Regions from separate parts of the Homo sapiens genome. Here region 2 is linked to region 1. A link is a contact called in ENCODE Hi-C or POLR2A ChIA-PET data. All regions are on one chromosome and are shown on one strand. Each heading gives the region's core, a stretch centred on a gene start or an enhancer-like site at or near the end of the contact. The rest is flanking DNA. Distances are from core to core; before and after follow the strand shown. Region 1 holds the start of TMEM184B (transmembrane protein 184B). Region 2 overlaps TPTEP2-CSNK1E (TPTEP2-CSNK1E readthrough).

What was found. A loop is a pair of places that touch in the nucleus more often than their neighbours do. ChIA-PET counts read pairs that join two places held with the same protein, here RNA polymerase II (POLR2A). Pooled maps may share reads with other maps.
Region 2: a pooled map shows a loop between it and region 1 (2.2-fold over the local background). The contact joins the enhancer-like site here to the promoter of TMEM184B in region 1. A Hi-C loop is called at or near these places in 2 of 50 pooled maps. POLR2A ChIA-PET finds 5 or more read pairs at or near these places in 3 of 52 experiments (MCF 10A, Panc1 and activated B cell).

What each region holds. Positions count from the first base shown.
Region 1 is chr22:38,270,518-38,276,861 of GRCh38, forward strand. It overlaps TMEM184B (transmembrane protein 184B), which reads right to left and starts at 2,493. Exons shown (of 9, transcript NM_012264.5): 1 at 2,367-2,493. RefSeq lists an enhancer at 1,244-1,953 and a silencer at 2,016-2,645.
Region 2 is chr22:38,370,969-38,377,312 of GRCh38, forward strand. The region is part of intron 3 of TPTEP2-CSNK1E (TPTEP2-CSNK1E readthrough); the gene reads right to left. It also overlaps the pseudogene TPTEP2. Among named protein-coding and RNA genes, the nearest start is that of TPTEP2-CSNK1E, 25 kb to the right of the region's middle. Within about 2 kb of position 3,588, at least 6 of the 41 ENCODE cell types and tissues checked have a DNase peak (open chromatin) inside an H3K27ac peak, as active enhancers do.

The DNA.
Region 1 (6,344 bases), core at 1,243-3,742:
ACATATTTGTTACACATTGGGCTCCCTCTGCCAACCACCTTTTAGAGGGCTGCCCCAGCACAGTGCAGGGCAGCATGGTCTTCGGTGAGTGCTTACTACCCGGGGCTGCAGGGCCTGGTGCAGACCCCACACAGAGCTCTCCCAGGGGCCCAGCTATTGGCCTTCCAGAACTCCCACACCAGATCCCCAGTCTAAAGGCCCAGAGCTGTGACTCGTTTTCAAAACAATAAAAAGCTGTACCCTGCCTTGCCGGGGCTGTTTCCACTCCAGGGAATTTACAGAGAGAAAATGAGCACAGCAGGGACTGGAAATAGCTCTGAGCCCTTCTCAGGGTGAGGGACTGGGCAGGCCAGCCAGAGACCAGGAGCAAAACCTCTAAGACAGAGAGGGAGCAAACAGCCTCCGGACAGAAGCCCCTGCTCACAGAACTCGGCCAATAGGAAAGAACTAGGACAAGTGGCTCATTCACCCTTCTGCCTCGAAGCTCTTCTTTCTACTTGGTTGGAGAAATTCAGAAGGGGCTCTTTGAATAACCCACCACCACCGTGGGTGCAACAAATAAGACATCCAGAATCCCAACGACTGCACAAATGCTTTGGGGGAATTCACAGCGCCTTCTCCACCCACATTAGCTATTGGAGCCTCGTATCCAGATTGGGGTCACTAAATCAGTGTCCATCTTCCCAGCACTGGGAGCCCCTAGAAGGCAGGCACCAGGTCCCATTGATCATCAGACCGCTATGCCCCAGCATAGTGCCTGGCACATAGTAGATGCTCAGTAAGTTGCAAGACAAGATCTGGCAGCAAGAGAGAGGTCCTGGTTAAAGGATGATTCCATCCAGGCTTGCCACGTATCGTGGAGAAGAACGTCATGAATTCCCTCTGGGCCTCAGTTTACCGCATCTGCAAATAGGGACAACTGTTCCTTACTCACACAGCTGCTGTGCAAATTACACAGGAAAATATATGTGGAAAGCAGAAAAGCCTCAGATGAACGTCAGTCATCCTTCAGGCTTCAGCTCAACCGTCTCCTTATGAGGGAGTCTTTCCTGCGGCCACGATCCCCCTCCCCGGGAACTGAACCTGCCTCTGTACTCCTTCTACTCCTTTGTTTGGTATTTTTCACATCATCGTGATCACCTGTTTCCAAATCTGATTCCCCCATGCTTGAGAGCTCCTTGATGGCTTGGGCATCAAATGTTTCTGTCCAGGTGGGCACACATACCTGGCTGCTGGGGCTCTCCCACCCCAGCGTCCCAGGTCCCAACTCTGATACGCACAGCACCCTAGGCAAGGTTCAGAGGTGCAGAGCCTAGGGGTTCTACCAAGGAAGCTAAATAGGTAGATGGAAAGGGACACTGTAGGCATAACCTGTCAACGAAGTCACACCTCTGAGACCTGCGCTGCCTCTGCAGGTGCAGGTGAGCTTGTTTGCCTGGCTGACTCTGCAGCGCAGGGCCTCCAGGGCACAGATTGCTGCTTCTTTCCTTACAAAAGCACCAGCAGTCAGATAAATAATACATGGCCTTCACCTCACCACAGGTATCAGGCATGCAAATACCTGCTTTGCCCCAAAATGCCCTGGAAAGGAGGGAGGAGTAAAACGTCTGGCCTTATACAACACCTCCAGAGGGGATATGTATTGGGAATCCATGCCCAACCCCCAGCATAACTGCCTTGCCTTGGCCTGGAGCCACCCAGCACTGGAGGTAAGTGGATCCAAGCGAGGTACCAAGGGTGTGCCCAGGAGGAAATGTACAATTCACGGGAAGGATACAGACACCCAAAACCAGTCTCCACGGTCCCTTTGGGGGCAAACATCTTTCGAGCCCCAGGTCCCAGTCGATCCCCTTCCAAACCTGCGGACCTGTGTGGCGGGCGTGTACACCCTCCACTCACGACGCAGCCCCGAAAGCCCCCCGCCGACCACCCTCCCAGGTCACTGCCACCCGCACAGGGCACGGACGCCTCCCCCACTCACTCGGCCGTGCCAGTCGCCAGCACACCCACCCGGGAGCACACAATCCCTCTTGCAAAGCGCCTTGGTCCATCCGCCTCCCTCTCCCGGGGCCGCCCCCCGGACAGGTCCGATTACACTCCAGGAGCTGCCCCCGCCACGTTGGCGTGGAAAGGGAGCGGGCACACCCACGGGCGACCTCGCGGGGCGGAGAGGAGGCACGGGTGGGGAGACGGATGCCCCCTCCCTCCGCGGCCGCACCGGCCTCCGTAGTGCCCTCCCCGCCCGGGAGCCGGCGGCCGAAGCCGGGCGTCCCTCGCGCGGGCCTCTCCGAAACAAGCAGCCCCCCGCGCTCGGGAGTCGCAGCTCCCCCTTGGGGCTCCCGGGCGAGGCCGGCCAGGCGGGATACCTCAGGAGCCCATGGCGGTGGCGGCGTCTGCGGACGATGCGCGGCAGCCGGACTCTGCGGGCGGGGCGGGCGGCGCCGCAGCCCCGGAGTCTCCGCCGCCGCCGGCGCGTCCCGGGCCCAGTGGAGTGCAGCCGCGGCGCGCATGCGCTCTGGGCTCGCCGCCGGGGAGGGCGGGGCGGCGGACGCGGCTGAGATCACTGCCTGGGCCTTAAAGGGGCCGCGCCCCGAACCCCAGCCCGCCGCCCCGAACCCCAGCCCGCCGCCCCGCGGGTTGGGGCGCGACCCGGGTTCTCTTGCCACTCACAAAACCAGCTACGACCGGCCCCCAACCGCGAGAGCTTTCTGGGCTGCGATCTCTGCCCCTGACCCTCGCTGGTGCTTCACTTCTTTTAACCCTAATTTCCTCCATTTGAGCCTGTTTTGAAGATGAAACGAAATACAATGGCTATTTGTTGAGTGAAGGATGCGTGTGGAATTGTGGAATGAACGTGGACCGAGTGTTGTGTGCAATTAGGCCAGATGAAATGGCAAAGCACTGAAAGAGGCCTTTTTTTCCCACTCCGCTTAGCAGCGATTCTTTCTTGCCCCGTCTGGCTCTAGGCTGCCGAACTAGCAAAAGTCTTCAGATAGGGTTCAAGCCGCCTAGTCCATTTCTGTTTGCCGGTCCAGACATCACCTAGGTTAACTGAACAAGATAAAATGCAATTAAGTTCTGGCATTGATGTGCTCAAGATCCCCAAATGTATTTATGTCTCCAGACTCCTCGCCTGAACTGTCTACCCAACACCTCTTCCTTGGAGCTCCAGCAGGCATCTCAAAGTCAGCGTGTCTGAGCTGAGCCAACCCCACTTCCACACACAAAAACCTGCTCCCTCTCAGCTTTGCCTCCATCAGCTGTTGACAATTCCATCCTTCCAGTCCCCAGGCCAGAACTCGGAGTCAGCTGTGAATGAATGCCCCCCTTCTGCCCGCTACCCAATAAGGCAGGCAGGAGATCCTGTTGGCTCTACCTGCAAAATAGATCTAGACTCAGATGTCTGCCACTCCTCCTCCAGTGCTACCACCCTGGTCCAGTATTTGCACAGGATTATTGCAGAGTTCTGCTAACCCCTCTCCCTTGTTCCAGCCTTGCCCTCTGATCCATTCTATCAATTCAGGGGTGAGGGAGATCCTTTTTTTTTTTTCTCTTTTTTCTTTTTGAGACAAAGTCTCGCTCTTTGTCTCAAAGTTGCCCAGGCTGGAGTGCAGTGGCGCGATCTCGGCTCACTGCAAGCTCCGCCTCCCGGGTTCACGCCATTCTCCTGCCTCAGCCTCCCGAGTAGCTGGGACTACAGGCGCCCGCCACCATGCCCAGCTAATTTTTTGTATTTTTAGTAGAGACGGGGTTTCACCGCGTTAGCCAGGATGGTCTTGATCTCCTGACCTTGTGATCCGCCTGCCTCGGCCTCCCAAAGTGCTGGGATTACAGGCGTGAGCCACCACGCCCAGCCAAGATTCTTTTAAAATCTGCCGGGCACGGTGGCTCACGCCTGTAATCCCAGCACTTTGTGAGGTCGGGTGGCTCATTTAAGGCCAGGAGTTACAGACCAGCCTGGCCAATATGGTGAAACCTTGTCTCTGCTAAAAATACAAAAATTAGCTGGGTGTGGTGGTACATGCCTGTAGTCCCAGCTACTCTGGAGGCATGAGAATTGCTTGAACCCGGGAGGCGGAGGTTGGGTTGTGGTGAGCCAAGATCGTGCCAATGCACACCAACCTGGGTGACAAAATGAGAATCTGTCTCAAAAAATAAAATAAAATCGAAGTCAAAACATGGTACTTTTTTGCTCAAAACCCTCCATTGGCTCACTGTTTCGCTCTAAGTAAAAGCCTTACAAGTCCTTACAAACACTTGATCTGACATTCTACTCTCCTGGGGATTCCTGATCTCATTCATCTCTTACCCTTTCCCTCCACACTGATCCCTTGCTGTTCCTAGAACAAGCTGAGCACACTCAGCCCCGAGCCCCCTGCACTAGCTGTTCCCTCTGCTGCGATCGCTGTTTCCCCAGATACCTGAATGGCTCCTCCATCACCTTCTTCAAGGGTTTGCTCGAATGTCCTCCACTTAGTGAGGCCTGCTGTGAGCACCCCTAGTAAAACTACCAGACCCCTCACATGCACTCTGTATTTCCCTTTACCGTGCCCTACTTTCCCTGTCACTTCATTTCTTTCTTTCTTTCTTTTTTTTTTTGAAGCGGAGTCTCGCTCTGTCACCCAGGCTGGAGTGCAATGGTGCTATCTCGGCTCACTGCAAGCTCCGCCTCCCGGGTTCATGCCATTCTCCTGCCTCAGCCTCAGAGTAGCTGGGACTACAGGCGCCCACCACCATGCCTGGCTAATTTTTTGTATTTTTAGTAGAGACGGGGTTTCACCGCGTTAGCCAGGATGGTCTCGATCTCCTGACTTCGTGATCCGCCTGCCTCAGCCTCCCAAAGTGCTGGGATTACAGGCGTGAGCCACCCTGTCACTTCATTTCTATCATATTATATAGTTTGCCTGTTTCCCTGTGTGTCTTCTTCTAGTAGAACACAAAATTTTTCGGTTTTGTTTTTTTGTTTTTGAGACAGTCTCTGTCACCCAGGCTGGAGTGCAGTGGCACAATCTCAGGTCACTGCAACATCCGCCACTCAGGCTCAAGTGATCCTCCCACCTCAGCCTCCTGGTTAGCTGGGATTATAGGCATGTGCCACCATACCAGGCTAATTTTTGTATTTTTTTTTTTTTTTTTTTTTTTTTGTAGAGATGGGGTTTCGCTATGTTGCCAGGGCTGGCCTCAAACTCCTGGGCTCAAAGCAATTGCCCGTCTAGACCACTCAAAGTGCTGAGATTACGGGTGTGAGCCACTGTGTGCCTGGCCAATAAATTCTGAAGAGAAAGATTTTCATCCTTTTTGGCTTTTTTGTTGTTGTTGTTGTTTGAGATGGAGTCTCACTCTGTCACCCAAGCTGGAATGCAGTGGTGCAATTTTGGCTCACTGCAGCCTCAACCTCCCAGGTTCAAGCGATACTCTTGCCTGTGCCTCCCAAGTATCCTTTTTGTTTTCTGATGTAATCCCAGTACTTAGTACAGGGTCTGGCATAGAGAACATGCCCCCGCAAAAGTAGGTATAACATGACCAGAGATCTGGTAATAGCAAAATCCTATAGAACGATTCCTCCCCAGCCCCAGGTAGGACATGCCTGGGTCTGTCCTAACAAGAGTAAGGCTTATCAATTGCATTGTAACTTGTTTATGACTTCCCAGCTCTCCCTCCCTACACACTAACCCCTTCAGGAGGAAGTCTTTGTCCCAATTACCCACCATATCTGCAATGTGTAGTACAAGACACTTACAGACCAGACACAACCTGACTTACACTTCCCCTCCAGGGCTTTCAGTTCAGGGTCTTGGTTTCTGCTTAGGGGCACTCTTGGGTCTCAACTTACAGAGGCCCCGGGCTGGCAGGGGACAGAGGCAGGTGGTGGGTATTTTTAGGCTTGGTTGCCCGGAAGGGGCTCAAAGACAGAAAGTCACCTGGTCTGAGTGATATGGCAGGTCAGCAGGTGGTATTGGGGGCCCTAGTTGGTGCTCCCTGTGGGAGGAAAAAAGCCCTCTCAAGACCTTTACTCAGGTTTTCCAAAATGAAGATAAACACCTACCTTGCTATCTTCCCTCTCACCCCTCCTCCATGCAACTACCCATCCTTTCTTTCTTGGGTTTTGCTCTCTCACCCAGGCTGGGGTGCAATGGTTTGATCATAGTTCATTGCAGCCTCAAACTCCTGGGCTCAAGCAATCCTCCACCTCTGCCTCCCAAGTAGCTAGGACTACATGGGCATACCATCACGCTCAGCTAATTTTCTATTTATTTATTTATTTATTGACAGAGTCTTGCTCTGTTGCCCAGGCTGGAGTGCAGTGGCGCGATCTCGACTCCCTGCAACCTCCCAGGTTCAAG
Region 2 (6,344 bases), core at 2,338-4,837, 100 kb after region 1:
ATTTTTATTTCTGTCATATCTGTTATGAGGTCTCTTTTCCTTGTTTCTGATTTTACTTATTTGGGTCTTCCCTTTTTCTTAATTAGTCTAGCTAATGGTTTGTTGATATTTTTTAAACCTGCTTTTTGTTGTTAACCTTTTGTAATTTTTGCCTCAAATTTGTTTATTTCTGTTTGGTCTTCATTATTTATTTCCTTTTAATAATTTGGGGGTTGGTTGGTTCTTAATATTCTAGTTTCTTGAGGTAGAATTGTTCAGTGGTTTATTTGAAAGTTTTCTAGTTTTTTTGATCCAGGCATTTATTGCTAAAAACATACTTCTTTTTTTTTTTATACTTTAAGTTCTAGGGTACATGTGCACAATGTGCAGGTTTGTTACATATGTATACATGTGCCATGTTGGTGTGCTGCGCCCATTAACTCGTCATTTACATTAGTTTTATCTCCTAATGCTATCCCTCCCCCCTCCCCCTACTCAACAACAGGCCCCAGTGTGTGATGTCCCCCTTCCTGTGTCCAAGTGTTCTCATTGTTCAATTCCCACCTATGAGTGAGAACATGTGATGTTTGGTGTTTTGTCCTTGCGATAGTTTGCTGAAAAAATGATGAGTTCATGTCCTTTGTAGGGACATGGTTGAAGCTAAAAACATACTTCTTAATAACTGCTTCTGCTCTGTCCCGTTTTGGTATATTGTGTTTCTAGTTACATTTGTTTCAAGGAATTCTTAAATTTCATTCTTAATTTCTTTCTTCACTCATTGTAACTCAAGGGCATGTTGTTTAATTTCCATATGTCTGTATAGTTTTGAATGTTCCTCTTGTTATGAATGTCTAGTTTTATTTCATCGTGGTAAGATGAGATACCTGATAGAATTTGTTGAGACTTGTTTTGTAGCCTAACATACGGTCTATCTTGGATAATGTTTCATGTGCTGAAGAAAAGAATGTGTATTCTGCAGCTGTTAGGTGAGATGTTCTGTATATGTTTGTTATTTATGTCCATTTGGTCTATGGTGGAGTTTAAGTCTGATGTTTCTTTGTTGATTTTCTGTCTAGATGATTTGTCCAATGCTGAGAGTGGGATACGAAGTGCCCAACTCTTATTGTAATGGGGTCTATCTCCCTCTTTAGATCCAGTAATATTCGCTTTATATATCTAGGTGATCTGGTGTTTGAGTGCATACATATTTACAATTATACACATATTACAATTATATTTCTTGCTGAACTGAATCCTTTATTATTACATAATAATCTTGTTTGTCAATTTTTATGGTTTTTAACTTGAACTCTGTTTTGTCTGATACAAGTATAGCTATTCCTGCTCACTTTTGGCTTCCATTTGCACAGAATATCTTTTTCCATCCCTTCATTATCAGTCTATGTGTTTCTTTACCAGTAAAGTGAGTTTCTTTTAGATAAAATATAGTTGGATCTTATTTTTTAATCCACTCAGTAAGTCTATATCCTTCATGGGGTATTTAATCTATTAACATTCAAAGTTATTATTGGTAGGTGAGGAGTTACTTCCAACGTTTTATTGTTTTCTGGTTGTTTTGTATATGTTTTATTCCTTTCTTCCTGTTTACTTTTGAAGTTGGGTAGTTTTCTGTAGTGATAAGGTTTCATTCCTTTCTCTTTCTCCTTTATGTATTGACTCTAACAGTGACTTTTAAAGTTTTGCATGTTTTCATGATGGTGGTTATCATCTTTTTACTTCCAGATGTAAAACTCCCTTGGGCATTTCTTGTAACGCTGGTCTAGTGGTGATGAATTATCTTGGTTTTTGTTTATCTGTGACAGATTTTATGTCTTCATTTGTAACGGATAGCTGTGCTGGGTATAATATTCTTGGCCGAAAGATTTTTTTTCTTTCAGAACTTCGAATATATCATCCCATTCTCTTCTAGCCTAAGGTTTCTGCTGGGAAATCAGCTGTTAGTCTAATGGGGATTCCATTATAAGTGTGTTACTTTTCTCTTGCTATTTTAAAATATCTTTGTCTTTGATTTTTCACAATTTGACTATAATGTCTGGGTTGAATGTATCTGGGGTTCTTTGATCTTCCTGGAACTAGATGTCTAGCTTTCTCTCAAGAGTTAGGAAGTTTCATGCTATTTTATTAAATATGTTTTCCTCATATTTTCTCTACACTTTTCCTTCTGGAATGCCCATAATATGAATATTTGATCAAATTAATGGTGTCCCATAAATCCTGTAGGCTTTTTTCATTCTTTTTTATCCTTTTTTGCCTGCCTGTTATTTCAAAAGACTTGTCTTCAAGTTCAGAAATTATTTCTTCTGCTTATTCTTGTCTGTAAAGCCATTGATTGTATTTTTTCATTTCATCCATTGAACTGTTTAGCTCTTAGGGCTTCTGTTTGGTTATTTTTATGATATCTGTATCTTTAGTAAATTTCTCTTTCAAATCATGTTTTCCTGATTTCATTGACTTGTCTATCTGTATTACCTTACATCTCACTGAGTTTCCTTAAGATTATTCTTTTTTCTGCCATTTCATATGTTTATGATTGGGTTCTATTACTGGATAATTACTATTTCCCTTTGTAGGTGACATGTTTTCTTGCATTTTCACGGTTGCTGTGTTTCTAAATTGATTTCTATGCATCTGGTGAAAAAGTCACCTTTTCCAATTTTATGGAGTAGGTTTACTTGTATGAATTTATTTGTATGAATGGGTCTTGGATGTCTGTTCATTGGGGTATACTGGCCTTGGTTCTACATGGATGCAGTAAGTGTAGTCTCCATGTAGTTTATTCAGCTGTGATCCACACTAGTAACATTTGCAAGTTACTCAGTGGCCTAGGTTAAGGAAGTTTGTAGTGATGGTGGTGCAGCCTTGCCAGGGGTGGGCTCACTGGGCTGTTTCGCAGGGTAGGGGTGTGTGCAGGCACACAGTGGGTCAGAAAACTTGGAGTATGGCTTTATGCGGCTGGCCATGGTGCTGTCACTCTAGCCAGGAGCATGGGGATGCAGCTGCTCAACCAGGGCATGACTGCCAGATGTGCTTTGCAGGACAGTTTCTCAGGCCCAGGATGCAGGCACACAGCTGTTTGCCTGGCCTGGAAGAATGCACTCCAGGAGTGGCCTGAAGGGCTGTTTCCCATACCTGGTATGTGGGTACACAGCTGCTCATCTGGCCTGTGGCCAGTCTGCTGGGGGGAAACTCATGGGCCAAATATATAGCTGCATAGCTGCTAAGCTGGACTGAAAATATCTTTGCCAGGGCTGGCCAAGAAGGGGGTTTCTCAGGCCTGGGATACAGTCAAATGACTTCTCAGCTGTCCCGGATGTGTGTCTGCTGGGGGTAGTCCATAGAGCTATTCTAGCTCAGGATGTGGGCACACTGCTGCTCAGCTGGCCTGGGTGGTGCCTGCCAGGGGAAGCCCAGGGGACTGCTTCTATGAGCCAGGATGTGGACACGAGGCTGCTCGGCTGGCCTAAGGGCATGTCTTCTGGGAGTAGCCCATGGAGCTCTTTCTTAGGTCCAGGACATGGACATTCATGGCTGATTGGCTGGTCTGGAGGTGCATCTGCTGGGAATGGATACAGGACTATTTCTCAGGCTCATGCAAGGTCGCACAGCTGCTTAGTTGGCCTGGGAGTGTTTCTGTCGGGGGTGGCCTAAAGGGCTGTTCCTCAAGCTGGGACATAGGTATGTGGCTGCTTAGCTGGCCTGACAGTCTGCTGGCCAGAGTAAGCTCCCAGGGTTGTTTCTTGGCCCTGAGACTTGGGCATACACAGCTGCTTGTCTCTCAGGTCTGAGAGACAGGTGCAAGGCCCACTCGGTGGTGTGCCTGCTGGGGGCAGCCTGTGGGACTGTTTCTCAGGCCCTTATTAAAGGCAGAGGGCTCCTGGGCAGGCCAGGAGCATGTCTGTGGTGGATGGGGCCTGCAAGGCTGTTTCTCAGGTCCTGAGCATGGGCTCATAGTCACTCTGTTGACCTGGGGGTGTATCAGCTGCTCAGAGGCTTAGGGGCCTCTCCCACTTGGGAGAGGGCATGTAGTGGTTTGGCTGTCTTAAGAGTGAATTTACCCTGGATGGGACTGCAGATTATTCCTCTGTCTGGAAGTGTGGTGGTGGGGGTTGATTTCCCTGCATGCATTACTTGAGTTACAGCCAGTCCTGGGACCAACCTCCACACAGCTGGGATTGTGGCTTTAACCCACCCATGTGGGCTTGGTGTACTGAAGATAAAGCTCCAGTGCTGGAGAGGCACAGTGGCTACTGCCCCCAGAGGAGGGCACACTCAAGAGATGACTCTGGTCTCAAGATGGTGCTGTGCTGCTGCAGCTTAAGTCTCTGGGGGTGGGAAGTCTTCACCTTGTACTCCTAGTCCAGGACATGCAGCTGTGTCAATTCTTGGCAATACTCCAAACTGGCCTGAGGGCTTGCAAAGACTGTGAGATTCTCCTGTTGTAAAGACTTTGTGTTTGTGATGGCAGTGGGGTGACAGGGATCTTCTGCCTACCTTCACCCTGCAATGAGAAGTCTCTCCTGTCTCTGGGCCAATTCAATCCAGATGGGGCAGAAGGGGCTGCACAGGCTGAGTGCTTCCATGCTGTGGCAACTTCCAGTCACCACAGGTGTGTCTCCACTCCTTTGCTGCACTCCAGGACTATCCCTTTGATATTCTAATCAAATCTTAGATGTGTATTTCTTGCCTCAATTCTTTCTTGTAGGGGAGATGAGCACCAGGCATCTCTAGTCACCCATCTTGCTTGATTTAGCATAATTCGTAAGGGCCCCAGGATTTTCAGAATAGTCAATGATTGTTGGCTTCAACTTAAAAGTCACCAGCTTCATTAGCCCCTAACAAGAGAATTGGCCTGTGCTTTGAAGATGTCAAACCATGCGTTGACTTCTCCTCTCTAAATATGAAAGTCCTAGATGGCATCTTCTTCCAATAAAAGGCTATCTTGTCTACATTGAAAATGTGTTGTTTAGTTTGGCCACCTTCATCAATTATCTCAGCTAGATCTTCTGGATAACTTGCTGCTGCTTCTGCAACGGCACTTGCTGTTTACCTTGCACTTTTATGTGATGGAGATGGCTTCTTTCCTTAAACCTCATGAACCAAACTTTTAGCTTCAAGCTTTTCTTCTGCAGCTTCCTTACCTCTCCCAGGCTTCATTGAATCAAAGGGAGTGAGGGCCTTGTCCTGGATTAGGCTTTGGCTTAAGGGAATGCTGTGGCTGGTTTGATCCTTTATCCAGACCACTAAAACATTCTCCATATTAGCAATCAGACTGTTTTGCTTTCTCAACATTTGTATGTTCACTGGAGTAGCAGTCTTAATTTTCTTCAAGAAGTTTTTTGGCTTTTCTGTTTTGTTTTTGTTTTTGTTTTTGTTTTACATTCACAACTTGGCTGAACTGGTGCAAGAAGTCTAGCCTTCCTCACAATCATTTCTAGCTTTTGGTTTAAAGTGAGAGACATGTGACTCTTCCTTTCACTAGGACACTCAGAGACCATCATAGGCTTATTAAATGGCCTACTTTCAATATTGTTGTGTCTCAGGGAATAGGGAGGCCCAAGGAGAAGGAGAGAGATGGGGGAATGGCTAGTCAGTGGAGCAGTCAGAACAAACATGTCATTGATTAGGCTTGTCATCTTAATATGGACATGGTTCGTGTTGCCCCAAAACAATTACAATAGTAACATCAAAGATCACTGATCACAGATCACCATAACAGATATGATAATAAAAAGTTTGGAATATTGCAAGAATTATTAAAATGTGACAGAGACACAAAGTGAAAACACGCTGTTGGAAAAATAAAACCAGGAGACTTGCTCAATGTAGGGTTGCTACAAACCTTCAGTTTACAAAAAAGTAACATCTGAGGGGCAATAAAGTAAAGCACAATAAAACAAGATATACCTGCATATACACACACATGTATGTATATATAAACTATATATGTGTATATATACATATATATGCTAAAGGATATATACATATGTTTACATATATATATATACGCACATGCTCATATGTATATTAAAGGATATATATATGACTACTGATGTTATTAATTTGGGTCAGTGCTAAAGAATATATCTATATATAGATATATATACACACATTTAAATATGCACATATGTAGACATGTATATAGATATGTATATAGATATGTGTATATATACACACAAATACATATTTATATATCTATGTATACTACATATATAGCTAAAAGATATATCTGTGTATATATATACACACACACATATATACGTGTTATATGTCTGTGTGTGTGTGGATATATCCTTTAGCACTGACCCAAATTAATAACATCAGTAGTTTTCAATGACACCACCATT